4 separate regions of the Mus musculus genome follow, and all the other regions are linked to region 3. The links are chromatin contacts, found by Hi-C in ENCODE. All regions are on one chromosome and are shown on one strand. Each heading gives the region's core, a stretch centred on a gene start or an enhancer-like site at or near the end of the contact. The rest is flanking DNA. Distances are from core to core; before and after follow the strand shown. Region 1 overlaps Fmnl2 (formin-like 2). Region 2 overlaps Gpr107 (G protein-coupled receptor 107). Region 3 holds the start of Slc2a10 (solute carrier family 2 (facilitated glucose transporter), member 10). Region 4 overlaps Baz2b (bromodomain adjacent to zinc finger domain, 2B).

Region 1 (2,700 bases), core at 83-2,582, about 110 Mb before region 3:
AAAATAAAGGTTGGAAACCCCAGGCTCAGGGAACTGCTAACACGCTGGACCTTCCCCTGTGTTCTGTTGGAGCTGCTAAGTTTGAACTTGTGGTCCTTTGTTTTGCTTAAGGAATTTAATGCATTGTTCCAAAATATGCTGGGTGTGTATCTTGAGCTCAGCTCTCTCACAGTTGTGAAGTTTGTGTCCCATGCTTATGCTTGCTGTGATCTAAAGCTTTGTGCATGTTCATGTGTTTAATTAGTACCTGGTGAATGTGGTACTGACACCTGCAAAGCTCAGGGACAAGGAGACTGAGACAGAGGATTCTGTGCTTTTGAGATGACAGAGTCAAAGGTCCCCGGTGTCCTCACAGTGAGCTGTCGGAATAAATAAATAGGGTGCATTAGCCCTCCAGTAGCAGTACAGACATATACAGAAGCTCAGCCATCTGCCACTGTGGTTCACAGGCTCGACGCTTGGTTTGGGGAGGAATGTGACCTCACCATATTGATAAACTAGGGCTTTATGAGCTAAGTTGGCCATAGAATTGGGGCAGGAGCGAAAGGATCACATGTGGATAAGAGGGGTTCCAACCCCCAACCCCACTACGCAGACCCCAGAGGACTCTGACCAGTGTGTTCCCTGGCATTGACCTTCAGCAACTGGAGAGATTAATTTGTGTGCCTGTGTGGCACAATACCCAAAGCCACCCTGACCTAATTGTATGGCTCCCTTCCCTCGTTTCATTCCAAAGTGGCTACAGTTGTTGCTTTGGTCACTAGAGACATTAGACTCTTTGCCCTCTCCCTGTTCCCAGCAAGGCTGAGGGGGCCACAGGAGGGAAGTCTGAGGGACTTCTCTTTACGCTAGTTTCAGGATTATAAGATGTAACTTGGAGAGGCTGTGCAAAAGGCAAGGCTCCTGCCATCTCCTGCCTTTATTAGCATTTCAGAGCAAAGCTTGCCCTGTTCCCTTTCACACAAATCTTGTTTCCAGGAAGCCCCACTGGAAGCTAAGCCGGGCTACTGCCACTATTTTTTTTTTTTTTTTTCCTAGCATAAACCATCCACTCCACAGAATGTTGAAGGAGTCAAATCTTATTTATAAACAAATGAATGTGGTTAAGCAAGGAATCTTGTGCTTGCGCCCCACCTCTCTCCTTACGGGGAAAATAAAATGTTTTATAATGGGACAAATGTGATGCCCAGATGGTTCCCGTAAAGTCTATTGGGATGTTCGTCCCTCTCATAGAAGGGCTGGGTAGGGGAAGACTGAACCTCCCTCCCCGCAGTGGAGGAGGCTTCCTGGCCTCTCTTTGTCTGAAGCCACAGGAGGAGGTGGCGCCCAGCCAGGAGGACCGCAGTGACTGGTTAATCTCATGCAATGATTGGTTCTTCAGCTTCACAGTCCGAGAGTAAACCAGTTTAGGCTCTGCGTGGTGCTGCGTTAGAGGGAACCGTGGCTGAAAGGTCGGGAGTGGACTGGGGAAGCTGCTGACCTGGTGTGATGATTGACAGGTTCCCTAATTAGGAACCATGGACTAAGACATAAGTTCATGTGTTTAAAGGAGCTAGGTGTGTGAGATTGATGGCCTAGAAGAGAGCAAAATGCTCAGCTCAGGTGCTTGGGGGGTGAGGGGAGAGGGGATGTCTGGCCAGTATGTGGATTAGGGAGGTGTTTGTTTTCTTCTTCTTCCCTCCCCTCTGTCTCCCACCTTCTGCCTCCTTTATCTCTTCCTAGAAGAAACAAAAAGCAGCTAAACTTTAACTCCTGGTTGCCTTCTGAGTTAGTAGCTTTCTGGGAAGGTGAGCAGGTGAGTTGGGGGAAAGGGGGTTAAAAGCTACACTATTGACCCTGTTAGAGCCCCATGGAAGGTGTGTTCTGTTCTGCAAGCTGTATCTGCTGTGCCTTGTGAGCAGAGAGCCAAAAGGGAGAGAGAGTCTGCTTACCAGAAAGGCAGACCTCACTGGAAACAGTATGTCCTTAATGTGCTCCTCCTGTGTAGCAGAGAACAAGGTTTAAAAAACAAGAAAAAGTAAGATAATGAAATGATACACACTTTTGGTAGTTTAAGTAGTTTAGATGGTCTGTTGCAGAGTAAATAAAAGGTTAGTATTATGTGTGTGTATATACACATAAGCACAGTTGGGAAATGTAATAAAGTGATAAAGATGGATGTTTTTCCTTCTGTTCATCGTTTTTTCTGCAGTAGCATGTCTCAGTCTGTGTACTTACCAGTAGTTTCTGGAAACGAGTGAAAATCCTCACACCACAAGCTGGAAATAGCTCTTGGATGGGTGTGACAGTTGAGATGTGTTCTGATGCCTGGAGAAGTCAGAGTCTTATTTACAGTAAGTCTGCAGTGTTGCTGCCTCCAGATACCTTTCTTAGAAGTCCAGATGTGACAAGAAGCTTGCCCAGGCATCTGGACCCATTCCACAAGGAAGCCCAAGAAAGTGTAAGCAGTTGAGGAAGAGCTGTTAAACTCCCCAGGCAGATCGTTGGTGACAAGAAGGATATTAGAAAAGCATTGGATGGCTTCATCTCCCACTAAGATTTAGGGATGTGTTGACTAAATTCCCTTAACTCTTCTACTTCCCTAGAATGTAGCCTTCTGGGGTTGGTTTCCAGGAGCTCTTTATTATCTTCAAGCTCTTTGTTTCTAAGGACCCCTGAATCATAGGAACTTGTAGGGCCCAGAGTGGCTGTTGCTGCTGT
Region 2 (2,835 bases), core at 154-2,653, about 130 Mb before region 3:
TTATGAAAGGCATGCAGTGAGTAAGTGCCCAGGTGTAGAGTTCCTGCCTGGGTTGGGTCTGCTTCTCTGGTCCAAGCCAGCACTTACCTGTCTGGGCCTGTTTCTTCCACAGTAGCCTGAGCAGAGCAGCACCCGCCTTGTAGAGTTGTAGGGAGGCAGCTCCCTGTTGCAGAGCACTCCTTAGAGCCCTGCTGGGTCCTGTGCAGGAGGTGGCCAGTGCATCCTCTCTGTTGCTGGTGTCTGGCAGGGTCAGCCTTGGGATGCTCTGGCAGACCCTCTCTGTCCCCACATGAGGATGTACTGTCCCATTGTCAGGGAGCTTGGCTGCCATTTCCAGGAGAGTAGCAGGGAGAGGGCAGGAATACTGAGCTGCCACCCAACTTCTCATCCTCTTGAGCTCCTGATCCTCCTGCCACTGTCTGCCAAGTGCTGGGGTGTGCTACAGGTGTGTACTACAGGTGTGCTACAGGTGTGCACTACAGGTGTGCGCTACAGGTGTGCTGCTGTGTCAGGTGCATGGTGCTCCTCATAGAGCCTCAGTGAGGCTTTGTTTAAAGATGAGGTCTCACTGTGTAACCCTAGCTGTTCTAGGCTTGAACTCACAAAGACCCACCTGCCTCTGCCTCTCATGTGTGTCTGCTGTAAACTTCCTACATGTTGGACAGAGTAGAAGACTTATACTCTGAAAATGGAAGTTTGGGACCAGTGAGATGGCTCAGCAGTGAAAGCCTGATGACCTGGGCCCCCCATGCTGGAAGGGGGGACTGGACTCCTACAAGTTGTCTTCTGACTTTTTCTTTGTACTGTGACATGTGCATACACACACAAGTAAATAAACAAAATACAAGAAAAAAGTAAAATCCGTATGTGCTGAACATAAATGTACAACTCAGGTTATTTCCCCAATGTAAACACACTGTAGCCAGCAGGAAACAATTATTAGTGCTTTTACAGTTTTCTCAAGCCTTGCCTTTCCCTCAAGTGACTGGAAAGTCCCTTTCTCTGAGGAGCAGTCACCGTCCCCTCCAAATCCTGTCGTGTGTGTGTGTGTGTGTGTGTGTGTGTGTGTGTGTGTGTATTGTGAGTGGGCTTGCTTTGCTCTGCAGATTGCTTCTCTGTGGGAGTGTGGGTTTGCCTCAGTCTCCTGTCACTGGGAAGTGAGAGGCAGCACACTGCTCCAAATGCCTAGCTGAACTCTGCAGTAAAGGAAATTCCCAGAGGACCAAAAAAGGGAAGAGGGAGTTGAAAACACTGGCTGGAGCGGGGAGGGGAGGAAGCGAGTGCCATTCTGAGATATTGCAGGAGTCTGGAGAGAGTTTGTATTAGACCGTTGCTGAAGGCCAGTGCTCCAACCCTCAGACCTAGCTGGGATGGGGAGCCAGAGTCAGCCAGGGAATAAGACCCTCCTGGTGGCAGCTTTCCAGGGCATTGTCTCTTGGCCTTGTGGGTGGGGCTTATCCTAGTCCCTCAGAAGGTCCCATTGACAGCCCCTGAGGCCTGGAAACTTGTAGCTATAGGCGAGGGTCCCATCAACAGCTGCTATTGTTTGGGTAGCTCCAGCATTATGAGTAAAGAGCCACCTTGTCACAGGCAGTTCATGTAGTCTCAGTAATGTCACATGTCAGGACGAAGCTGTGTTAGAAGGCTTTGCTGATATCTTGTCCTGGTCCTGAAATGTGTTGTCCTGCATCAGTTGAGACATGGAGCAGGCAGGGGTTGGGCATGTTTCTCTGTGGGCTGAGGCTTGAGCACGCCCGGGATTCCCCCTGCTCAGTTGTCTGTCTCCACTTGACTTGTTCCTGGGAGGGCCTCTGCATTAGCTTCTGCCCTAAGGCCCAGCATACTGGTTATCACTTAGGGTCAAGTGACAAAAGTCTGGGAGGAGCTGAGGGCAGCAGGGCGCTTGTACTTACTTCAACACTCCCCTCCCCTGCCAGAATTGGTTTCTTTTATACATTACAAAATTTTGGGGGTGGGGAGTATTTTTTTAAAGATTTATTTATTTTATGTATTTTATATACACTGTAGCTGTCTTCAGACATACCATAAGAAGGCATCAGATCCCATTACAGATGGTTGTGAGCCACCATGTGGTTGCGGGGAATTGAACTCAGGACCTCTGGAAGCGCAGTCAATGCTCTTAACCGCTGATCTATCTCTCCAGCCTCATAAATATTAAATTTTAAATTATTCTTAATTCTATGTAGGTGTATGTATCTGCATGTGGGTGTGTGCACATGAATGCAGGTGCTCACAGAAGCCAGAGGCAAAAGATCCCCTGGAGTTACAGATGGTTATGAGCCTCCTAATGTGGTTGATGGGAGATGGTTGACGGAAGAGCAGCAAGTGTTTTTAACTGAACTAGGTCCTAGCCTCCAGCCCCCTATGTTTTTTTGAGGGGCCGTTGTTTGTCTTTTTTTTTTTTTTTTTTTTGGTTTTTTTTTTGGTTTTTTGAGACAGGGTTTCTCTGCATAGCTCTGGCTGTCCTGGAACTCACTTTGTAGACCAGGCTGGCCTCGAACTCAGAAATCAGCCTGCCTCTGGGATTAAAGGCATGTGCCACCACTCCCGCTAGTCTTTCTTTTAAACAGGTTCTCACTATATACCCCTGGCTGGTCAGGAACTCAGTGTAAACCAGCCTGGCCTTGAACTCACCCTCCTGCCTCTGCCTCCTGGGTGGGTATTAAAGGTGTGCACCCTGTGACTTGGCCTCCTCTATAAAGTTTTGCCTACCAGAAGACAGGCACTCTTCTTTCAGGAAGAATGCAGGCTGATTAATCATGGTTCACCTTGCTGTGGGATTCACATGTCAACTTGACCCTGACCAATTTGCCC
Region 3 (2,700 bases), core at 166-2,665:
GGAGGAGCTGAGAGTTCTACATCTTCATCTGAAGGCTGCTAGCAGAATACTGGCTTTCAGGCAGTTAGGATGAGGGTCTTAAAGCCCACACCCACAGTAACACACCTACTCCAACAAGGCCACACCTACTCCAACAGGGCCACACCTTCTCATAGTGCCACTCCCTGGGCTGAGCATACACAAACCATCACAGTCAAGGTACTTGTGTTTTCCTAAGGCACTTGGCCCTCTTGGAGAAAGTGCTCCTGAGACAAAGCCTGTGTGTGAGCAAAGGAGAGGCTGGGGAGGGCTGTGCTCACTTGTGTGCTGAGCCTGCCTCTGGTCCTGGAGTGAGAATTACTGGCATTGTCCCTAACCTAGGGGTCAAAGCCATCCCCTCCTCCATTCTACATGGATGCCCAAAGCCATTTGGCAGTAGGCACAGAACCCTACGTCTCCCTGCCCAGCCTCCTGGCAATCTTTACCAAGCCTTCCCCTGATTTGCCTACATGTCTCCATCCCAACCATCAGCATCAAAATGGCTTCCTCTCTTTTTGCATCAGCTGCCCAGCTCCCATCCTTGCCCATGTAACCATCAGAATTTGTCTCCTTCAACTGGGATAAAACTCCTCGTTCCTGGTCTGGGGCTAGACTCCATGGCAGAGTGCCTGCCTGGCATACGGAAGGCCTTAACTTCAGCTCCCAGCACTGCAGTGAACCCAACACTTATATTCCTGACAGAACCCCAAGATCTCAGGATGGCGCCCTGGTCCACCCACTCCTCTCCACTTGACCTCTCTGAACCCCTAGATTCCAGACCCTCAGCCTTCACTTCGTATGCTCCTTTGTTCCCCACTGGCTCCTTTGCTGTCCCCTTTGCTGTCCCCAGGGCCTGGTCCATCAGGACAAACCAACCCAGCCATCCCCAGCTGCCTGGCTCGGTGCCCAGGCTAATGCTCTCCAGCTGCCCTTCCTTATACTGCTGGGCTCCTCTGACTCCTTTAGATCATTTTTTCTTCTGCCTTTAGAAGTAAGCGCCATAGGAAGAAGGACCTTGTCTGCCTTGTTCCCTGGGGCACCCCAAGTCCAAGCCAGTGTTCCTGTGGGATGGAGAGGGAATGGTGCTGAATGGCTGTGATGTCAGAGGTGCTGAGTGGGGTGGGGGTGGGGGTACACATGGGAGAGGCCGGCACAGGATGTGTGTGTGTGTGTGTGTGTGTGTGAATATGGGTGAGACCTGGCACAGGGTGTGTGTGTGTGTGTTTGTGTGTGTACACTGGGCAGGCCAGTGAAGGGTGGGCCACAGTGACTGTGGAAACTATTTGTAGAGTGACAGTTTCTCCGGGGAAACTTGAAGTAAGTTCCTTTGTGGGGCAGCAGGGCCGCCACAGCATTGGCTGTCGGGCGGTACCGGGCTACCCTCCGTCCCGCCCCCCAGGCTCAGACCGGGCTGGCCAACGTGGCGGAGGGAGAGCGCAGGCCCCAGCTCTGGGGAAAGTTTGTCCGCCACTGCTACAGCGGGGATTTGACCAGGACACGCGGGACCCAGAGCCCAGCCCTGCCGCCCAGCGCTACTCGCTAGCTATGGGTAAGTCGCGGCCACGGATCTCGATCCACCCCTCCCCTCCCCTGGACCCTGCGAAAGGCAGGGCGGTCCCCCCCCCCCACCCCCTCCGCCCGTCCATCCGCCTTCCAGGGGAGTGGCCTGGCCGCAGGGAGCCCCCTGGAGCCCCAGGGCAATGATTCTGCAGACAGGGCCTTGGGATAGTTCCACAGACATGGTCGCTTTGGGGTGTTGAGGCTGTTGGGGGCTCTGAGGGGACTCCAGTTCTGCAAACTGAGTCATAGACCCCGGAACCAAGCCAGCCAGCAGGTCGCTGAGCACCTCAGTGCTCGGTATTGCCCTAGGGGCAGGGCACTGACAGGGACAGATTAAGATGGAACTCCTGGGCTGGATTTGACTTCAGTGAGAGGAGACAGGTCCACTAATGCAGAGTTCCAGCCAGGAGGACAGGGGGTCAAGATTTCTGTTATCTTTTCTGGATTCAGAAACTTAAATGCCTTTAGCATAGTCAGTTTCTCATTCTTCAGTGGGCATGAGGTTCAGAGCACGCGCAGGGAGGGGCTGGGACACACAGTGAAGAAAGAGACTCTGCTCTCAGTCTCGGAGGTGAGAAGCTGGGGACCAGGTAATGAACAGGAGCTGTGGCACACACAGGGGTACGAAGGCCAGGAGGTATGTTCCTCTGGTAGCAAAGGAGACCAAGGCAGACCTGAAGCCTTGCTCAGAAGTGGGTTTTGCTGAGACGTGGGTGGGGGGATTGGGGGGAAAGGTGGGGGAGTAGGAGTGGGAGGTGGGGGTGGAATGAGGTGTGTGTGTGTGTGTGTGTGTGTGTGTGTGTGTGTGTGTGCTCCCAGATGGCAGAAATGCACATTGGGGTCCAAGCCAGTAGCACAGCAACTCAGTGGATAAGGGGAGGGGGCTGAGAGTCGAGTAGGGGACAGATCATGCTGGGCTATGAAGAGATCTTTGGATGTCATTCCAAATGACAAGGGAAGCTGGAGGATTCAAGCTGCAATGATGGATGGGGTAATTTGTCTGTTAAAACCTTACCCTAGGCTGTTCAGGGGAGAGTCATTGTAGCTAACACTGGTTGTGAGATAGCTATTGTCCCATTTGTAGATAACGTGGTTCACAGAAAGGTTCACTCTCTCAGCCCT
Region 4 (2,781 bases), core at 26-2,525, about 110 Mb before region 3:
ATAAATAGGTAATAGCAAATCCAACAGTCACAATGGGGTGGGTCTTTTTCTCCCTTGTAAAGATGTTAACATTACGTCCTATGACTTCTCACTCACTATCAGTTCTAGCTTCCTCAAACCCAGGGTGACTCTCTCCTGGAGTCTTGATAATTGGGCCCACAATCTTTCCCTCACTAACTCTGAAAGAGCTTAGAAAATTTTCATTTACATTGCTCATAATGAATGAAGCTCAATATGCAGCAAATTCTTTCAGCACAAATTAACTTACTATGAATACAGAGCAGATCCTGTTTACTTAATATAGCCAAGATATTGTTAGGATTGAAGTTCGTGGACAAAAGGTCAGGTATTATCACATATGTTCTTGCATGCTATAAAACTAATCTGTATTTACACAAACCCAGGTTCTCATATGGGGCCCATTCTTAAGAACACTAGCCCAAGCCAACAGACTTCATAAAGTGCTGTCAAGCCACCAAATGACTGCACTGACAACAGCGTCCCCTCCTGTTCCCTGGCTGAAGTCACTCAGCCTGTCTGAACCAGGTTTCAGTGCTCATCTCAAACCAAAACCTCTGGAATAGTTTATCTCAGCGGTAGTTATTTCTATTACAATTTTTGCTATTGTAAAAAGCAGCATCTTTCAAATCTTACTTACCATATTTTGTAATAAAAAAGACCCCAATATTTTAAAATGTTAGAAAACATATGCTTACATAGCTAATAAAATTATTAGTGCAATCAATTGAGCTTATATGCTATTCACTAAAATTTATGTGATAATTAACATGTTTACATTATTTAACATCTTATAATTGTAAACAGAGGACAAAAATAGAAAATATCCATAACACAAATGTAAAGGCCTCTGAGAAACATATTCAGCAACAATAGAATCCAATTTTCCTTCTTTTCCTTAAAAATATGGTAAAGAAAAGCAAAGGCAGACATATGTTCCAGTAACTGCAGCATCAGAGAGACACAGGACTGCGAGTACAAGATCCATTTTGCTGCAGCAAAACAGACATTGCATAACAATGAGATCTGCTAATGAAAGCAACCATCAACCTGAGATACACATGTATTAAGGCAGCCTCGGAGCCACTGCCTTCTGCATCGTTTGTCCCTCCTCTGGCCTTTCGTGAGCCCCTGACCTGTTTGGTGTTTTTGTCCTTTAGACTGAAGAACTCAGTGCTGGGACAGGAACACCCAGGCTCAGGTCATACAGCACTGATCCTGACCCCCACATTTATTTTGAATGCAAACTCTAGCTGCATTGCTGCGTCAGCACTGTTACTGCTCCTTCAGGAAGAGCAACGGCAGCAGGCCGAGCAGGCAGAGCATGCAGGGCAGGGCTTTTCTGGAGACGCGCAGAGCTGGGCTGGAAAGCTTACCCACCGTTGCTGTGAGTTCCATATGCGCACTGTCGGTCAGTGTGAGCGAGGAGGATGAATTAAGACAGCATTAAGTGCATATTAAATCACTTTTAACTAATCCTCTAGAACTTTCTACCACTGACAACTACTAAATGCAATAATATAGAGCTGTATATTAACGATCAACATGAAAATTATTCTGTTTTTAAATAAAAATCAAATTTCTCTCAAAATGTTTCACTTTGGGGGTCTACATATGTTCATTACTAATTCCCATTTGTCAAAAATAAGTAATTCTGAAGACTTTTTCTAAAGATTGATAGTTTTGTTATGAGCGTATTTAGTATTATTAATCGTGAAGTATGAATGCCCCAATCAATTTATACCCTTTTAAAGTACAGGCTTTTTAAGCACAGAGCTAGGCATCCCTGTGGCTGTCACAGCAGCTGTCCGCGAGTCTCCACTCACCTCTGATGCAGAGGAGACTGGCTCAAGGTCTCTCTTGTATGATTTCCACTTACTCTCAATACCTTTGGGGCTGACGGGGAAGTGGTGCCTGAAGCCAAAGTTAAATGGAACTCTGTTTACGTTCGCATTTTAATATCACATTAATGTCAGAAGGGCGTTGCCCATGCCTTTAATCCCAGAACTCAGGAGGGAGAAGCAGGCGAATCTCTGAGTGTGAGGCCAGCCTGGTCTACAGAGCGAGTTCCAGGATAGTCAGGGCTACACAGAAAGACTCTGTCTCAAACAAAACAACAACAAGAAAAACACGTTAATGTCTAAATTATGAGGCTATTAAAAAAGTAACTAAGAGTAATTATAAATTCTAGTTCTACTATAAAAATTAAAGAAAAAAATTAGACAGCTTTCTGCCTAACTGTCTCATAGCTGAGGTCATTAAAATCTGGGGGCGACAGGGTTACTCAGCAACACAGCACTTGGCTAACACACTTGAATGCAAGGGCTCAATCCAGTGTTCAAACAAAATAATACTGATCATATGATAATCCTAAAGAGTGATTTTAAACCAATGACCACATAACCTCAGAGCAATAACTAACCCAGTCAGTATTTACTAAAAATCATAAATTTCCATTGATATAACAAAAGATTAAACTGTACCGAATTAAACAAAAGTGTTTAAATAAAACAAGAGAAGGACACCAATAAGGAAACTTCACTTCTATTCGAAGCAAAGGAAGCAACCTTAAGTGGGATGGCTCAGGGATTCATCCACAGAGGCCACAGCCAACGCCCATCCCAGAAGGAGCCCACACTCACACAGCAGAGGCAGGCTGACCTCTGAGTTCAAGACCACGGCTACAAAGTGAAACTCTGTTTCAAAAAACCAACCAACCAACCAACCAACAAACAAACAAACAAGGAGCCACAACAACAAAAC

Evidence for each region. Hi-C counts contacts between places; a loop is a spot of excess contacts on that map.
Region 1: a map of T-helper 1 cell shows a loop between it and region 3 (73-fold over the local background). The contact joins the enhancer-like site here to the promoter of Slc2a10 in region 3. A Hi-C loop is called at or near these places in 2 of 37 maps with a recorded cell type or tissue (T-helper 1 cell and T-helper 17 cell).
Region 2: a map of T-helper 17 cell shows a loop between it and region 3 (65-fold over the local background). The contact joins the enhancer-like site here to the promoter of Slc2a10 in region 3. A Hi-C loop is called at or near these places in 3 of 37 maps with a recorded cell type or tissue (T-helper 1 cell and T-helper 17 cell).
Region 4: a loop to region 3 is called in a map of T-helper 1 cell, with 336 times the contacts of the local background. The contact joins the enhancer-like site here to the promoter of Slc2a10 in region 3. A Hi-C loop is called at or near these places in 2 of 37 maps with a recorded cell type or tissue (T-helper 1 cell and T-helper 17 cell).

What each region holds. Positions count from the first base shown.
Region 1 is chr2:52,957,832-52,960,531 of GRCm38, forward strand. All of the region lies in intron 1 of Fmnl2 (formin-like 2), which reads left to right. Among named protein-coding and RNA genes, the nearest start is that of Gm52511, 50 kb to the right of the region's middle. Within about 2 kb of position 1,333, at least 2 of the 3 ENCODE cell types and tissues checked have a DNase peak (open chromatin) inside an H3K27ac peak, as active enhancers do.
Region 2 is chr2:31,163,961-31,166,795 of GRCm38, forward strand. The region is part of intron 1 of Gpr107 (G protein-coupled receptor 107); the gene reads left to right. Among named protein-coding and RNA genes, the nearest start is that of Gpr107, 13 kb to the left of the region's middle. Within about 2 kb of position 1,404, at least 2 of the 3 ENCODE cell types and tissues checked have a DNase peak (open chromatin) inside an H3K27ac peak, as active enhancers do.
Region 3 is chr2:165,502,482-165,505,181 of GRCm38, forward strand. Slc2a10 (solute carrier family 2 (facilitated glucose transporter), member 10) reads left to right here and starts at 1,416. Exons shown (of 5, transcript NM_130451.3): 1 at 1,416-1,567. The coding sequence starts at 1,564.
Region 4 is chr2:60,041,607-60,044,387 of GRCm38, forward strand. All of the region lies in intron 2 of Baz2b (bromodomain adjacent to zinc finger domain, 2B), which reads right to left. Among named protein-coding and RNA genes, the nearest start is that of Gm13572, 5.9 kb to the left of the region's middle. Within about 2 kb of position 1,276, at least 1 of the 3 ENCODE cell types and tissues checked has a DNase peak (open chromatin) inside an H3K27ac peak, as active enhancers do.